2 separate regions of the Mus musculus genome follow, and region 1 is linked to region 2. A link is a loop called in an ENCODE intact Hi-C map of the cell type or tissue named here. Cell type or tissue: heart. All regions are shown on one strand. Links, peaks and the distances in the headings refer to the core of each region. The heading gives the core; the rest is flanking DNA.

The links. Peaks named below come from ENCODE experiments on the same cell type or tissue, not always from the same donor. Only the 100,000 strongest peaks of a DNase experiment are listed, where the experiment ranks them.
Region 1: a loop joins it to region 2, with 5 times the contacts of the local background. A loop is called at or near these places in 3 of 42 quality-filtered maps.

What each region holds. Positions count from the first base shown.
Region 1 is chr13:74,004,340-74,013,551 of GRCm38, forward strand. It overlaps Tppp (tubulin polymerization promoting protein), which reads left to right and starts at 5,080. Exons shown (of 4, transcript NM_182839.2): 1 at 5,080-5,170. Gm15912 (predicted gene 15912) reads right to left here and starts at 5,015. Exons shown (of 3, transcript NR_168519.1): 1 at 4,737-5,015; 2 at 4,480-4,655; 3 at 3,790-4,125. In heart, for the core only: no CTCF peak of the experiment used is centred there; DNase peaks (open chromatin) are centred at 5,052, 6,072 and 6,552; H3K4me3 peaks cover 2,636 bases; H3K27ac peaks cover 2,381 bases; H3K27me3 peaks cover 1,325 bases.
Region 2 is chr13:74,057,864-74,067,075 of GRCm38, forward strand. Cep72 (centrosomal protein 72) reads right to left here and starts at 4,422. Exons shown (of 12, transcript NM_028959.3): 1 at 4,321-4,422; 2 at 1,579-1,706; 3 at 439-631. The coding sequence starts at 4,399. In heart, for the core only: no CTCF peak of the experiment used is centred there; DNase peaks (open chromatin) are centred at 4,378 and 4,388; H3K4me3 peaks cover 1,715 bases; H3K27ac peaks cover 1,360 bases.

The DNA of each region.
Region 1 (9,212 bases), core at 868-8,867, 53 kb before region 2:
GACTTGTCAGGGTAGTGTTTGTGCCAGCCCTGTTCTCTCTGGCATGTTTTCACTTCCCCCACCCCCCCAGGATTAGATAGCTTCCTCCTTTGTCTGAGTGATCTGTACTCTGCTGAACACTTGAAGGACCTTATGGTATTCCCTCTCCTAGGTTGCATGGCTTTTCCATCATGTACGTCACTGCCTGAGTTCTCCTCTCTACTCTAAAGTTGGCAAGTTCTTAGAGCTGGGTGCTCACTTTTCAGAGACCATAGTCCTTTGCTGTCTTACTTTCAGACATCACATCTGTTTTGTGTTACTTCAGAGAGAGAGAGAGAACTCCAACTTGCTGGGAGGCCCTTTGTGACAGTTATTCACATGCTAGGCACCACTACATATCTTTATAAATATTGTTTATGAGCAAAAGCACATCTCAGACACACTCAGGTTCCCCCTGTTATTGACTGGACTGTGAACCACACACTTCATATAACATCAGGGTCCTTCAGATCTGTACCCTCGATGCTGTACACAGAAAGGTGGGTGATCTTTTGTCAGGAGATAGTAGATGACCACCACATGGCGTAAAATCCAGAGATGCCATTCTCTGTATCACCACCATGAGTCTAGAAGGAAAGGTGGAACTAGCTGATAAGGTCTCTCTTTCTACAGGGATGGAGACTTCCTGGCCACAAGAGGTTATACTGTAGCTCCATTTGGATATCATCTTTCATTAAGTCTAAGTTTCCATTGTTGACCAGTGAGACTAGAATTCCAGGACAAAGCTGCATAGGCAAATTTCAGTGTGTGCCTCTGTGAAGAAGAAAGCTCTTAAAAATGTTGTCCTGTAGGCAAGATGGACGTCTACAGCCAACCTGAGCCACATTTTGTCTCCATGGGTTGCAAATTCAATCCACACAAGCTGAGTTATCTCTTGTGGAGGGAGATACTGTGCCCAGCCTTGAGGCTGCTGTATGGTCAAGATGTTTTTAGCCCAAAGAAGCAAAACTTAAGATTCTTAAAACTTGGAACATTTTAATACTAAATTTGTAGAGTTGTAGCTCAAAAATAAAATGTGATACTTTCATTAATAGAATATATACATGTTTTTCATATGTGATAAACATAGAAAAGTAAAAAAATGCTTTGTCCCAGAGAAGTCCAATGAGAATCATTGGCCAACCGAGGAGGGCTTATTGAGCAGGATCAGGTGTCTCCAGGTGGAAAGAGCCACTTGCCCTTCTCTTATGCTCTGTGGGCCAAATGCTTCCCACATGGGTCTTCTTTTGGGTCTCAGGTGGGTTTTCTGGGAATCAAAGTCAACCGGAAGTAACATTGTGGCTGGTAACAGGGACACTCAGCAGAACTCCAGGCTTAGAGAAGCTCACATATTAGTAGAATTTTCTGTGATTCCTTGGCTGGGCTACTTAGTGACAACCTGACCCTGTTGTGACTCCTGGAGACAAGATTTCTGCATGGAGCCTTCTAGTGCTATATGGAAATAAGCTGAGGCCATACGTGGAACCTTGTTAAAGGGTTTCTGAATTTGGCCTTGTATGGGTAGAAAGATGTAGGGTGGTATGAAGGTAGAATGCATTACCATCTTCAGGTCTGCTTGTTCACAAGGCTTTGGCAGTGTCCAGCCCTGTCTGGTTCTGAAGGCACGATCAGAATCACTGAGTAGAGGGGTCCCAAGGTCCCAAGGCTGCATTCCTCTTTTCCTTTGGAGCTTAACCTCTGACTCAGACCCCAGAGCTATGAGCCTCCTGGTCTCAATCTAGGCTGCCAGGTTAGGTTTGTGTTTGGCAGTCATAGAGGTGCTGAAATTTGCTCGTGGCCCATTTTCAGCGAAACCCATAGACAGGCGTCCCTGGCATCGTAAGCTAAATATTTAGGGCTTACCAGACGTCACCTACCTGCTCACAATTACAAAGAGATATAATCTGGTTTTTAAGACACATATCCTTCAGAATTAACCAGAAACCACCCTAGAATTCTGGCTAGGTCCAGGCTAGGACTGCCAGAAGCAGCAGGTGTCTTTCTTTATGCTTTCCTCAGGACTGCAGAGAGAAATCAAGGCTATCAACAAAGGCTCCTGCCAGACAGTAACAATCCTCTGCAGCTGTTTGCTATAGGCACTAGTTGCTCTCCCACAGTGGGCTGCATTTCTAAGCCTCTCTGTTGGGCTATACCTAGTAGGCTCTTACAGTAGGCTGTACCTCCTGGTCTTTGTGTAACTCTGATGGAGGCTTCTGTAGCAGGTTCTTAGGACATGGGCTGCCGAGACCCTTCCTGGAGGAGACAGGAACAAATATCTGCACAATCCTGTTGGAAACATGACAGTGTCTCAGGCTCTCTGCCACATCCTGTTGTTGTTGTTGTTTTTTTAAAAAAGATTATTTATTTATTTATTATTTATTTTTATTATATTATTTATTATTTATTTATTATTATATTATATGTTATATTATTTTATTATATATTATATATGTTATATTATATTTTATATTATTATTATTATATTATATGTACATAATATATATATATTATTATATTATATGTACGCTGTAGCTGTCTTCAGACACCCCAGAAGAGGGCATCAAATCTCATTACAGATGGTTGTGAGCCACCATGTAGTTGCTGGGATTTGAACTCAGGAACTTCGGAAGAGCAGTCAGTGCTCTTAACCTCTGAGCCATCTCTCCAGCCCCACAACCTGTTCTTATCTGGAACTCAGCATAGCTCCCACTCCACACACCCCCACCCCCGCACCATTGTTCTCAGATTTTGAAGGTTGCTAATGATCATTCATTCTTTCCCTCTCTGGACTCCATGCTGTCCATAGATAGGACACTTCTTGGCTAGGCTACTGCTCTAGACTGCATATTTCACCTAATCCTCTGTCACAAAAAAAGACGGGACCTCACCTTGGTCTGCAGCATTCAAATCTCCTGGAGCCTAAACCTGTATATGGTGGTCTGCCTAGGTTATGTGCTCTGATACTGCAGGGGTCATGTGGACACAGACTCCTGGATATAGGATCCACTGGGATAATCTAAGACAAGCTCCCATCTGAAAGTAGCAACAATAATTTCAAATGCAGACACCCTCATGGACTTTTTGTGGTCCTGGATCTCCAAACAGGAAAAGAAGCCTTTTCCCCCCCGAACTATGTCCCCAGACCAAGACCCTGTTTACATGTAAGGTCATATTTTGAGGTTCCAAATGTAGTGAATTTGGAGGGCCACCATCACCCCAGCAGAGGTGTTTTGCTGGGTCACTATGAGGGATGCTCACCAGAGGCACATCCATTGGATTTGGTGCAGGTCTCCTATACAGATTGTCGCAGGTAAGAGCCTTGAAACTTCAGCAGCTGTCATGCTGCAGGAGGGTCAGGTCAGAAGCCATGATCCGAACCCGTCAAGCTGACATCTTGGACTATGGTTGTTAACAGCCGGGCCTCTAGAACTTTATTATATTGATACAAGTCTTCCTGTATTTAATCCCCAGAACCCACATTAGGCATCCCACAATTACCTGTAATTCCAGCTCTAAGAAATCTAACTTACCCATCTGGTTTCCGAGGGCACCCAGCATGCAAATGGCGCACATACTTTCAAACAGGCATATGCACACACAATAAATAAAAATAAAATTTAACGATAAAGTCACCATTTCGAAACATGCTAATAGAAACATAAACATGTATTTCAGCTTTCAGAACTTCATTTACATTGTTGATTTTCAGAGAATGGGAGGTTTCTTAGTTAGGGTTTTACTGCTGTGAACAGACACCATGACCAAGGCAAATCTTATAAAGGACACATTTAATTGGGGTTGGTTTACAGGTTCTGAGGTTCAGTCCATTATCATCAAGGTGGGAGCATGGCAGCATCCAGGCAGGCATGGTGCAAGAGGAGCTGAGAGTTCTACATCTTCATCTGAAGGCTGCTACTCACTTCCAGGCAGCTAGGGTGAGGGTCTTAAGTCCATGCCCACAGTGACACACCTACTCCAACCAGGTCACACCTACTCCAACAAGGCCACACCTCCAAATAGTGCCACTTCTTGGGCCAAGCATATACAAACCATCACAGCAGGACTTGGGGCTTTGTGGGACATAAGGCAAGTGGCCAAGCCAAGACCCTATAAAAAAGGAGAGAGTCTGGGTCTGGTTCTCCATTCCTTATAGTCCCACAGTCCTGAACTCACATGGCTTCCATGGTGAGTGGGAATTCTCGGGAGAGCAAGAATTAGAAGTAACTTTTTAGTCATTTTTGAGTAGCCGAAGAAAGCAGAGAGTCCGGGGGATCTGAGGGTCAGAGACTACCATGGGGAGGGGTAATTTGCTCCAAGTGCTCAGGTGGGCCCCATTTCTGAAGTTTCAAAACAAGGTTTCCTCAAGCATGAGTTAATTTGTCAGACACTCAGAAAATTCCCCAACACACACTCACTCACACACACACACACACACACACACACACACACACACACACTTACTCAGTGGGTGACTTGGTTAGAGTCTGAGACAGAACCTGGAGGACTGAAGAGTCTATTGAACCAAATCTTCCAGCCCCATTGCCTCCTTGCTAACCCCATAATCTTCTTCAGAGCCACCAGTGCGACCCTGACCTCACCACAGAGTCAGCGGGGTGGAGATCCCGTGGCAAGCGTCCCTAGAAGGAAGGAAAATCAGCAGAGACTCTAAGGATCCTTTTCGTGCAGGTAACCCGAGTGGCCAGCATCTCACCACGCACATCAAGCTCTCCAGGCAGGTAGGGATCAGCAACGGGTTGTGCGCAGTGTAGTCTGCGACTGCGCCACCAGCCTCAGCTTCCCTACTTGCGACTGGCCGCACGCCCGGGGCCCCAGGGCCAGGTGTGCCCTAGTCGCTCTTCCCCAACCTCAGCCCGGTTCCCACGCTCCACAGCTCCACAGCGACCGCACCCTGGGTCGAGCGGCGTCCATAGGCTGGCTGTGCCTGTGGCAGCCTTGTAAGGCAGTGGCTGCCTCGGGTGTCAGTGCGCTGCGCTCCTGCTGGGAGGGGCCTTAGTGCGCGCCTAGGCGGAGCGGGAGGAGGAGGGGCATGTGGGCGGTGCCGGAGGGCGGGGCCCGGCGGACAGCTCTGAGAGCTCGGCGCCCCTGGGCGCGCGTCTAGTCGCTGAGGCGCAGCAGTGGACGCGTTTTGGAGGTAAGCTTGCGCTGGGCGCTGTCCGTGGTCCGAGGCGCGGTTCTGGGGCCAAGGCTCGGGACCCCTCCGGTCCGTGAGGCTGGCCACCTGTCACTCTCTGCAGTGGCTAGATCAGGTCTAGTTGCTGAAGCAACTAGTTCCTTTGAGATCTCAGAGCAGTGGTGTCAAGAATGGGTATGCGTTTACACTGAGCCAGGCGCATTGCGTCGGCACTTGATACGGTGGACAGAAAACACCCCACGGCTCCCCACCAGACCAAGGTGCCAGGCCTCGTGCCAGCGACCCGGGTCGCTGCTCGTGGAACCTGGTGGAAAACGGGGTAAAGAGAAGCCACCGCCCGGAGCTGTGCATACCGGAGCTGGAGCTGCCGGGGGTTCATGGGTCCAGAATCCTGAGCGCGCGTTGCGTCCTGCAGGTGACAGCGCCAGTTCTCTATGTCACCCTCCTTTCGAGCCTGCATCTCTCATTCGAGATGGCGAGGGTTTTGTCAGGGTCGCATGTTGAATGCCCACGTTTGCGCGAAGGAGAGGGAGGACTCGACCCTTGCTCGGCGGTTTCGGTTATGTAAACGAGGCCTTGAACTAGGTGAGGAAGACGAGTAGTACCCTTTGTGGCGCAGCTTTGGACAGGCTGTGTCCTGGTGATTGGTCCTGTGCGTGTCCTGGGGCGAATGGAGGCGTTCGGCCCAGAGCCCACTTGCGTATCTGGGCTCCCTTGGCCGTGTAGGTGGCTTTCTTAGGCGGCGCGAGCTCTCCACGACTGGAGCAATGTTGTGTGTGTTTGGGGGAGCGGGGGAGAGTTGGGTGGGGGGCGCGAAACCCTGCTTGTCTTTAGCTGGATTCTCTGGCGGCCGGCTGCTGTTTCTGCTCGCGTGCCAGCCCCTCTCCCGTCACGTGACCCTGAAGGACTGGCGAGGGGGAGGGGCACAATCTGAGCGTCTCTAAAGGACTCCTCTATTCAGAAAAGCTCCTGATTACCACCGGGACTCGCCATTAGAAAAGGTGCCCTATTCAAGTGGCGTATTTGAATAGACAGCTTTGAGAATCCCTGTCTTAACCGATGGTGAAGTGAGGGCGACCTGCGCAGCTGCACGTTTTCCTCTTGGTGCTCCTTGGGTCCGCCTTCTCCATTTCTTGAGGTTGTGGTACATGGCTATTTTAACTATCATCTAAGGTTTTGGAAATTTTTATAAGCATTAGAAAATTCCGTTTAAGAACACTGAAACCAGACATGAGGGGTGGAGGCTTGGGAGAAGTCTGCAGAATGGGGCCCTGCAGACAGCTCTGCTGAGCTTCAGGGAGGATGAGACCCAGCTTCCTCAGCAGGGCCTGCTGTCCTATTTATAGTGCACGACTGAAGGAGGAGCCTGTAGGAGGTGTGATTTCAGTTTTGCCAGGGAAGGGAACCTTACAGCCTTGTCCATCCCATCTCCCTCGCCCAGGAAGGCTGTGTGCCCAGAGACCCCCCATGCAGGAGAATGGAGCTTACCACTTCCTCCTGAAAGGAAGAGTTGGAGCTGCTCAGCCACAGCCAGGGTTCAGACATGGCTTCCAGTCCCTAACACCCTCATGGGGGCTCCTAGTGCCGATTCAACCTGGAAAGACCAGTTTCTTCATAGAGAAGGGTCACAGTGTTGCTACCTCAGCATTCTCTATTTATGGCCAGGACTTTTCCTGTCCACAGCATCTCCCTACCTATACCACCTCCCAATCAAAATAGCCCCACCCATGACAGTTCCACATATGACCCGCAGGAGTCTCTTTATGGCATCCTTCACCAATGGCATCACTCTGAGCATTTCCCACCTACGGTAGCTCCTCGAAGACCTACAGCATCCACCCATAGTACCCTCAGATCTGTTCTCTATCTTACCTCTGCAGCCCTTGGAAAGCCTTTCCGTAGTGTCTTTGTCCAAGGCAGGAATAGAATGGAGCAGCCCTGCTGGGGTCCCAGAGGGTGTGGTTTCTGTGAACTGAAGCCTGCACTTGTGTGCCCCACAAATGGTTTACTGTTATCAGGGAAAACTCCATGGACAGAATGACTTTTCCTGATGAAGAATGAGACCTCTTTGGACCCAAGGTCTCCGTAACGGTACAATGATGTAACTTAGCTTTAAGTCATGGTTTGATGTCTAAATGCCCAAATGTAAGGGTTTCTTTGGTCTCTTTCAGGCAAGTATGAGGGGGGTTGGTTCATGAAGTAGCTCAGGCTCCTTCGCCACCTACCAGGCTTTAGTGAGCTCTGCCAGATGGCTGGCCCCTGAAGATCCCTCCCATAGCGACCCTGCTTCAGTACTGTAATTTCCGTTTCCTCCTGGCAACCATCCCCACTGCCCTCTGTCCTGTGGTGGAAAGTGTGGGCTGGAAGAGTCCTGACAATTTCACCTCATGAACATCATCCTTGAACACTGGCTTAGCTCTTGCCTGTAGTTTTGACCTTTACACATGTGAAATCACACAGCTGCTATTCTATTAGACTATCTTCTTTGACCAGTCTTGGTCTGAGCAGACTCATCCATGGCTCTAGTGTTCTACCTTTCTGTTCTGCTGTCAGCTGTCTTTGCCTCCCTCTTGGGGGATTGAGAATACAGCTCCCTTGGACTCTCCTATCAACCGAAAGGCTGGGCCTCAGGTCATGTGCACTGAACCAGAGGTGCTGCTTTCTAGAGTGTCCCACCAGTTCCCTTCCCCACTTGGTGTTCTGTGTTCTGCATTCCACATTTGCCTCAGACAGACTTAAATGTCCCCACCTGGCTAGGTGTGTCTGGTATCTGCTTTGGAGTTGTCTGCCCTTTCCTGGTTATACTGTGAAGCTTGGCATTCCTTGTGTTCTCTGGCTCTCCCCTGGATGTAGTAGTCTTTTGTTCTGATGAGTAATCTCCCCCTTTCTCCCCTTATTGACTACAGAGGCTTTTTGTATATATTGGACAAGCCATGTTTGTTGTACATAACAAGAATCTTTCCTTCTCCAAGCTTTGACATTTTAGTCTCTTACCACTTTTTTTTTGATAAGCAGAAGTCCTTTTGGGAGGAGAGTGTATAGTGTGCCCTGTGGCAAATCTTCCCTACCCAAGGGTATTTGGCTCCTGACATTGGTAGATGGCATAAGAACACTTAGGAGCTCAGCCTCCTTGTTCCCCTGTAAGTGTGACATGTTCTATGCTTGCTCGCTTCCTCTGTGCACCTCCATTTTTTTTTCTGTCCCAGCACCTAATAATTGAAGGTGACATATGTATGTGCCACAGAAGATAGTGCCATATGTAGTTCCATGTAAAACTCAGTCTACTTGGGCTGACTTCCCAGGGCCTTTGGGTATAGCCCCATCTGACTCTCTGATGTCCTCCCATGGTTTTGTCCCCCTGTGGCTGCTTCCAAGATAGTGCCTTCTTGGAGTATACTCCAGGGGGACGGTTTCAACCAATTCTTTACAACCCTCTTGGGAAGTCTTATTCTACTCAGGAGAGCATAGCAAACTGATTTAATCGCTTCCATCAAGGTCTCATCTTCTTGGAGGGATACATGCAGATAGAGTTGTGTCTGGTCTCTGTCTTACAGGGGTATTGGCATATATTTTACCTTTCAACTGTGGACAATCTAGGTTGACTTCATGTCAAGATACTGTTTCCAAATCAGGTTCCATGCAGAGGTTGTGGCATTAAGATAGTTTGAGGGGCTACTGCTCAGCCCCTTCATAGCCCCCTCAAGGTAATGCTGAGATATGTAGCATGCAACTTGGGAGTGCCCATGTACATTTGGTGATTGTGAAGCCATGTTGATGTTGAGTTAGGAACCAGTCACCTACAAGTTCATCTGGATCTGACACATGGAGCTTCTAGAGGGAGCATGGTGACAAACCCTGGCATGCCACTGTGAGATAGATACTCAAGAGAGTGGTCTTCAGCACCTCTGATATAAGGAGATCTTAGAACATGGACCCACAGTAAGCATACATCTTGATCTTGATTTTATCCATTTGGACCCATGCAGGATGCTGTATTGGCAAATATTTTGGAGGATGGACTAGAAATAGTGTTTGAGCAGAT
Region 2 (9,212 bases), core at 567-8,566:
TATCCTGAGAACTTACAGATATTAACTCAGGAATGACCTTGTAAACTTGGCATTTTGTTGTTGTTGTTGATGGTGGTGGTGGTGGTGATGGTGGTAGTGGTGGTGATGGTGATAGTGGTGTGTGTGTTGTGTACACATGTGTTTACCAATGCATGTATACACATTTGTGCATGTGGAGGTCAAATGTAAACTGCCTTTGGGTGTCTTTTCTCAGGTATTATCCATCTTGATTTTGAGATAAGGCCTCTCACTAGGCCTAAAACTTGGCTGACTAGCAAGACTGACTCCAGGAGGATGAAAGATACCCCAGAGCTGACAGGGATTTGGGCCATCAGTGCAAAAAAACCTGCTTCAGTTTCCAGCATGGAACAGCAGCATAATCTATCCAGGAGCAGCTCCACTGTGGGCGGTTGGGAGGGCGACAGCTCCTCCACCCACCTAGCTGTCGGAGCTTCGGGAGCATGTGCACGACAAACAGGCGGTAGTCAGACTCATTCTTCACAACGGGGTTAAGCCGGAAGTCCACGTCCTGGAGCTCCAGTAGGGTGTGGAGCCTAAATACTTCTGCTAATGAAGAAATACAGTTGTAGTAGAGATTGAGACTCTCCAAGGAGACCAGATACTGTATACCCTGTTAATAAGAAAATATCTCAATCAGTTCATCATGAAAAGTAAACCATTGGTATGGGCTAATCAAGTGGAACATACTTATAATGAACACATACTATTACCAGAAAAAACTAACAGTGTAACATGTTCTTATTTGTGAAATTCTATGTTCCATATAGGGCAACAACCATATGAGCTATCTGAATAGAGGCCTGTTCGCCCTAGCAGTACTAAGCACAGTGACTCTCTCTTGAGTGCCCAATATGAATCACGTTATATAATTTACACAATTTCATTTACTCTCCACACACCCAGATTAGGAGGTTAATGCTTAGGGATTGAGGGAAGAGCCAATCCTTGCTTTAGCCAAAGCTGGAGCCTGTCCCTAAACAAGTCAGACTCTGAAACCAATGTTAGGAATAGTCTCTATTAAGTACACCCTATGTTTCTTTCAAGGTAAGGCCCTCCTCTCTGAATTGAGCAATAAGCAGTATTTATATAAACTTCCCAATTGTGTCACCTTGGGAGACTTTTTATTTTCAAATCATGAATGGGTACCAAATTTGTATACTGCCATTTAGGGTAGAAGGCCAAGAGCCAAGCCATGGATAGATATAACCTACAGAATATAACCTACAGATACAACCTACAGACGGAGGCAGCACAGAGATGAAGGGAGGGAGAGACATGAGCATGCATACTTTAGGCTTTGGGATCTTGTTTCCTTCCCTTTAAAGATAATCCATCTTCTTCAGAAAGCTAGTACTTTGGTATTCAAAGCAGTTTAAAGATATAATGGGACAGGTTAGACACGTAGCTCCAGATAAACACTAGTGACAGCATAACACAATTCTAAAGGTACAGTCTATAAGCATTGTTTGTGTAGTTTTGAAACATGTTGCATTCTTTTTAAACCATTAAAATACGTTCATCTGACACTGATATTTTAACAAATAAGCCTAAACGCACCTCAAGGCTAACCAAGGAGTTACGTGAGAGGTCTAAGGATTTTAGAGCTGTCAAGTGCATCAGAGAGTTTCCCAGGTGAGTAATCTTCTCTTGGTATGTTCCAGGAATAGATAAAGATCGAAGTTCAGCTAAGAATAGAAAATTGTAAGATTTTAATCTTTTTTAAAATTTAAAACAGTGTAATAGAAATTCAATTCAGGGGGAATATTTTAGACATTTTTAGAAACCCAACAGATACTGACAGACACTCTGCTTGACCAAAGTCAGGCTTATAGATGCTATCCTAGGCCCATTGGTGCACTTCTTATAACTCAGAGGTTAGCAGAGAACCCTGATAAGTCATTTCACCAAGAATTCTCTGCCCACGGTGCCTGCTCACCTTGGTCCCTCACTGTATCACTTATCATTCATTATCCCCAGGGCCACAGCAACATTCTGCTTCCTCATTTCCTCTTAGTAATGTTCCAGCCATGGACCCCCTGCCTCCCTACACACTACTTGCTGGCTAGAACATCTACTTGCCCATGTCATACTGGGAACAGAATCTTCTCATACTGCAAAAATCCTACTGCATCAGGGCCTGTGCCTATCTCAAGAGCCCTGAATACTGTCTTTTTAAAATGTTCTTGATTTTGTTTGTTTGTTTGCTTTTGAGACAAATCCAGACAGCCAAGAATGGCCCTGAATGCTAGATCGTCTTGCTTCAAGTTCCTGAGTCCAGGATTACAGCTATGGACCACTACTTCTTACAAGTTCCTGGTCAGCCAGAGCTACATAGAAAGACCCTGACTTGCAAGCAAGCAAGCAAGCAAGCAAGCAAGCAAGAGCAAATAATGGAGGCGAGCAGGCTGAGCACTAGTATTCATTGCTATTTGCTTCCTAACTGCAAACGCAATGTGAACAGCTACCCTACACCCTAGCCACTATGCCTTCCTCACCTTGACTTTTATCTCCTCCAGCTGTGAGTCAAAATAAACCTTCTCACTCTTAAGTTGCTTCTTTTTCTTTTTTTTTTTAAAAAAGATTTATTTTATTTATTATATGTAAGTACACTGTAGCTGTCTTCAGACACTCCAGAAGAGGACATCAGATTTCGTTACGGATGGTTGTGAGTCACCATGTGGTTGCTGGGATTTGAACTCGGGACCTTCGGAAGAGCAGTCGGCACTCTTAACCACTGAGCCATCTTGCCAGCCCCTTAAGTTGCTTCTTGTCGGTTTTTTTTCCCCCACATAGGAAATGAGAAAACCAACTAATATACCCTCTTACTAAATAACAAAGTCTTTATACAGAGAATCCTCCTGGTTGACCTGAATACTATCAGCCAATAAAATCAACCTGACACAGTTTTTACATGTACTTGGAACACTCTCCAAGAGAAACCAGATTCTTGGGCATTAAACAATCTCTGCAGACTTAAGCGAACCAAAATCATACACAGTATGTTCTCTGACAATAATAGAATTACACACAAAAAAACAAGAAAACCTCCCGACACATAATTCGTTAAAAAGACATCCCTAAAGAATAAAAATGTGAGCAATCACTAAATAATTTGGAGGTCTAAGAAGATACCTAAAGGGATATTTGAAAAGCATATTAAAATCAATGAAAATTAGAACCAGTCATGGTGGCAACTGCCTGCAATCCTAGCCACTTGAGTGTCGGACTAAAATTCCAAGGCCAGGTTCCGTTAAAAATGGAGATCAAGGTCATCTTGGCTTAATAACACACTTGAAAAATTAAAAAAACGTTTGGGGTGAAGTCCCATGACAGGGCATTTGCTTAGCATATGCAAAGCCCTATGTTCTATCTCCAGTACCTTAACACACAGTAGAAATATAAACACTAACAAATGTGTTAGTGTGTGCAGCTATGTGATACGTAAAGAGAAATGTACAGATTAAGAGATTTAAATTATAAAACAAGCTTTAATCCACACGTTTCACTTCTAGAATCTAAAGAGGAAAATAAATGCAAAGCAAGCACAGAGAAAAAGGTAAAATTTAAAAACAGTGAAGACAAATCAACCAACCCAAAAGTGGTGTCTTTGGCATGACCAAAAACCGTATATCTCCAACATGACTGAAAGATAGAGCCAGATTAAGTACCATTTATGAAAATGGGGAATATCCCTACAGGCCCCACAAGCATTAATAAAATAGTAAGAGAATGCTGTAGTCAGTTCTATGTAGATATGGTTGACAATCAAGAAAAAACGATTTAGATAACGAAAATGCACTCTAGGTGAAACCACTATAAGTTTAAAAATCGTAATCGAATTTAAAAAATGGTAATCGAAAATCTTCAACAATGGAAAATTCTAGGCCTGCGTGGTTTCCCTGTCAAAGTCCAGGGGAAAAAAGTTAAAAAGGAAAAAAAAAAAATCACAACACAAATTCCGCACGATCTCTTGCTCAAAACGTAATGGGGCCTTGATGTCCAAACCATATAAAAAGAGACCTGCATCTTCATAAGCGAAATGCCATGTAGGAACCCAGGAAGACAGATGAAAGCTGCTGCAAAAAAGAAGCGGGGGGCTCAGCCTGACCGCGGTCCCACAGAAAACCCAGGCCGCGTCCACCGGCTCTCCAGGACCTTAGCCACGCCCTTCCCCACAAACCCGCCCAGCCGGCCCCGCCTCCTTGCCCCACGGGCCGAGACCGTTTGTGGTCAAGTGCCATTCGCACGGAGGCAGAGCTATCAGGCCCGGCAGGCCAACCCAGTCTGTCCCCCACGCACCCAGGTCGCGGTGGGGACCCAGGCCGCTGCGCTCTCGTACAGTCTCTTCACACAAAACCAACCGCTGGCCTGGCGCCATGTTTTCAAACCGGACGCTGGCGCGCGGCGCCTGCGCTGTGACGTGATCTGGAACGGGCGGGCGGGACCAAGCCTGCAAGGGGCGGGCCCAGGAGGGTGGGCGGAGCTTCGGCTGTGTTTAAAACTTTCTTTGGGACAGGTTCACCCAAGCCATCCTAATCCGCTGAGCTCTGAGTGCAACCTCACCCTGCTCTGGCTCCTCCCCAGGACAACCCCATTGCGTTCAGTGCGGTTTGTGGAAACAGCTGTTAGTGCCCGGGGCATTCGCACCTACTCCCACTTCCATTCATTTCCTACTCCCTCCAGGAGCCTTCTCTCCTAAGGTTTCTTCCTGTCCCAGCCCCTGAGATGCTCCCCCCCCCCCCCCCCGCCAACCCCCACGCACTTCCAAAAGTTCTCATCATGTGGCTGGAGAGACAGGCTGTGTGCAAAAAAAAAAAAAAAAAAAAAAAAAAATTTCTCCTAACTAAGACACATTGAAAGTCCTTTCATCAAACCTGGGGTCTACTAATAACTTCCAGGCATTGGAGAGATAACTAAGCTTTTCAGAAGCAAATTAAGGCTTGTATGCTTGCCATCTAAGACATGTGGCGCCTCAGGACACAACACAGATTTCAATCACCCTCTCTTATTCTATTTTCTCTGACCAAGATCAGAGTCCAAGTGGGACCTTGGGGAGACGGATGGTCTGTCAGGGACAGACCCAAGACCAGCTTTTCTACTGCAATGAAAGTGCCAGTAGAAACTTGGGAAGTAACGTTTCTGTTTACTAACGTTTTACATCTTCACTGAAGAAAGAGGGACAAGGATTAGCTTTGCACCCTGCAAAGATTCCTACAAGCCTATGATTTCTTACAAGCCTCAGTAAAAGGTTATGCTAATGATTAATTACTACCAAGTACTCTTTCCGGTGGTTTATTAAATACCATCTGCCGTGGTAACATTAGACTGTGGCCAAACCTACATGCATTTAAGCTGTTTTATGTCCTTAAGTTCCATTTGAGGTGTTTAGGAGTGAGCCAGCAGCACTTGAACTTGATTTGGTGCTGGTGAAGACACAGAGCAAGGAACAGTGTTGTGACTCGGAGATAGAGATGATGAGCCAGGCTGGGTCACATCAGGAACAATCCCTTCTGCCTCATAGTTCATAAAGCTTTCCCAACTAGACCTGGAGGTTAGCAGGAACCTTCCTTAGCTGGAGTCCCACAGCCTGGTCTTCCCTACTACCTGGAGAGTTGGCAGGCAGTCCTACCCAGAACATTCTGTTGATCTCACATACACACCCCCCCCCCATGCTGCTCCCAACCTTGGCATTCATCAGCTGTCTGAGATGGGGTAAGAAGAGCCACTGTTGCCATGTATAAGGCTTGTGCTTCTTTTTGTATGCTCTCTCTGTAGGACATGCCAAAACATGTGCTGCTTAAGACCCACAACCTAGGCCAGCTGGACATTGGTGGGAGCAGAGGAGGCCTCTCTGGCTCTTTCTACCTGATACCCCTTGTGGTTTTCTAGGATCTTCCATGGAGGCTTTCACTCTCCAGCCTGAATCTCTAAACATGTGGGCACAAAATATATAGTCATCTTCAAAAAGACCAGGAGGGAGGCAGGGCAGCCTGAGGCTGACCCACCCATATGTGCCTGAAGAAAATATAGGTTCAAGCTGGCCCCTGAGGGTTTCTGCCTTTCTCCATGACTGTCTTTGGCCATAGGGAGTAAAAGGAGGAGGTGCCATCAAGACTGAGAGTTTTAGATAGGAGGAGGGCCCTGCATCCTCAGTGGGCCTCTTAGAGCTATGGGTGACATGACATTGTTAGCGCTCCTCATTCTCTTGTAGGGGCAATACTCTAGTATGTTTCCTTAGCTAGTTAGATCTCTCCTTCCTGTTACAAAAGCTGGGCTTATGTGCATACCACAGTACTTCCTCCTAAAGTCAATCAGGAGCCACACCAGCCTGTTGGCAATGTTGAAAAGAATGCTTCCATGCTCATAGGTGGACCTCCCACTGGTGCAAGGCACATAGTTGCTAGAGGCGCTGGCTCTGACTGCATATCCCCAGACTAATGTTAGAACCCAGTAGTGTAGACAAAGGATCGCGAGCAAGCAGTCAGAGCCATCAGGAGGAGACTGAAGCAGGGGCTGTATGAGAGAAATATAAAGCTGTGGCTGAATGCAGAATGGCTGTCACCCTTGAAGGCAAAAACCATTGCCATCTCAAGGAGTGAAGCAGGAATAAGGGTAGAGGGAGGGGTAAAGGAGGCTCTCCATTGCTCCCCTTCTTGAGGAGGCTCTGATCTAGGGCCCGCTAACCTCCCTGTTGTAACTGTTTTTTACTCTTCTCCCTAGCCATATCTTTACCAGTTAAGATCAACATTAATACCTGGCAGTTATCAATATATTTCCCACTTCTACCCCCCACATATACAGTAAAACATACAGATATGTCAAGCAATGCCCTTCCCATGGCTGCTTTACATAATTGGTGTGAGCCTGGAGGTCTGTATCATTGTATCTTCCTTTCCCCATAAGCTAAATCCAGTGAGGGGGACCACATTCTGCTCTTATACTTTGCCCAGAGTAGCACGGGGGGAAAACAGTTTAGTGAGGAACATGAGCAGGAGGCGATCTCTGATATACTGTGTGGAGAAACTGTGAGGTCACTGGTTCTCACAGCTGATTGATGGCTAGGGAGGGAGTCTGCTCTATCCAGGCTTAGCTGTAGCTTACCTCTCAGTGCATTTAGAAAGCACCTCTGGTTTGAATTCTATCCTGTTTCTGGAAAGGTGAGAATTCAAAGTCAGTGACCCAGGTTCCACTAACCCGGGTCAGAGGTTATTAGGTCAGCTAAGACCAGGCTGAAGTCACTTCAGGCCATGAGTTACTGAAGTGGGACACTGTATCCAGGAGTTTGAAAACACTGTTATGTAGTTGGTGAGGATGGTCCATTGGCGTTGTCCTGCCCTAGGAACCAAAGGCTAAGCCATAGATAGCAGCTGGGTTACCTGTAAGAGCCAAAGTCAACTTGTAAGCTCCACCTGCCCAAGGACCAGGTAACTTCCTGCAATGCTGAGAGTTGTAGTTCTTGAAAAATCACAAAACCACATGGGAAATACGGTATCCATGTGGTTTTGCCCTTTAAAGACCTCCTACAACACAGGACTTTTGCTGGGATCCCAGGGAATAGACCTGATCCGAGTCCATCGTGGTCAGTATTTAATTAAAGCTTGTTTCAAATTTGGATCAGTATTGTGGAACTGGTTTTTTTTTTTTTTTTCTTTTGTGAGTCTCAGGATTATCAACCTTGCCATACTGACATGATACCCAAAAGAGCTCCCATGGTCTCAGAGGCCAGAGCCCAGCCACTTCTGTCCAAGACTAGACTGCCTTGGTATCTATTCGGCACTAGGCCTGAGGGAGCTAGTTCCCAGCATGGACATCTCAGTGAAATGTCTCTACTTCCAGTTCTATGACTGCTTGAGTTCTGTACCACAACAGCAAAAGTGGCAGAGGCTCCAAATGTGACCACCAAACCCAAGAGATAAGGTGGGTACCACAGCAGTGTTCACCAGGTGCTTGCTCTCATAGGCATAATTCCCTGATATAGGACTCTTCATGTAACCTGCCAGATGGTGACCCTGCAGTGCTGACTTTGCAGGCAGAGACTGCCCAGGCATGAACCTCTGGGTAGGGGCTCCCTAGGCATGAGCCCCCAAGATATGGTCCTTTAGGTAGAAATTGCCCAGACCTCACTCCTTGAGGAAGGGCCTCTTAGGTAGTGATCCCCGAGGTGGATACCACTCAAGTGTGACCCCTGGATGATGATCTATAAGGCATAAACTCTCAGGCATGACCCACATGTGTGGTGCCACATATGTGTCCCTCCAGGTGGTGAATCTTCACTGGCAGTGACTTCCATAGCTGTGACCTTCCTGGTGTGATATCCTTAGATGGGCAGCTGCTCCTTCAATGTACTCATTGGCCCCTAATGCTGAGCTATGATTTTCAGAGAGGAAGGTCAGGTAACTAGCTGTATCTGCAACTCTCAGAGTATAACCAACTGGAATACTGGGGTCCCTGAAGAATGCCACGGTACACAACACCCCATAAACATTGTGCCCTTGTCCTCACCAGGAACTACCCTATGCCTTGCATTTCCCTCAACCATTCACTCACACAACCTATCTGTACTGAGGCTTGCAGACTGCAAGAAGAGACAGGGTGAGGCCCCAATCAAAGTGGAGCAGCCACCTTCTGCTGAGGCCTAGTGTTTCTGAGGCCCAGGCTCATTCTGTCTAGAGGAGCTCATTCTCTGTCTAGACTCTGTCAGTGTAGCCCAGGTTGCCAGGTTGTAGAAAGCTTATGGCTTCCTATAAAAAAAGAGCTTACACCCAGCACCATCCTGTTACCATCACACAAACTTTCCTTTGCTTAGCAGCCTTAGTCAGCAGGCCCAGACCCTATGAGCTGGACCAACAAGCTCTGCTCTTTTGGTACTTAGGATTCCCAATGTCAGCCCTGTCACCACTGGAGTGTTGTTCTCAAGGCTCAAGGCTATTGTGTGGTAAGATTGTGTGAGGCCAGGATCTGCGTGAGCACTACCACTCATTTCTGTTCTTCAGTCATAGACCTAGATGTGACAACACAAGGCAGAGAGCATGGTGCAAGGTAGCTTCTTGTATTGAGTGTGTGGCAGGGGTTAGAGCAAGGGTAAGAGGGCATCCTGGCTTTGTAACATATTTTCAGGGTATTAAGAGTAGGAACTCATAGGTTCTGTGCCCCTGAACTGGCTATACTTCAAACTTCAGTTCCTTCACCTC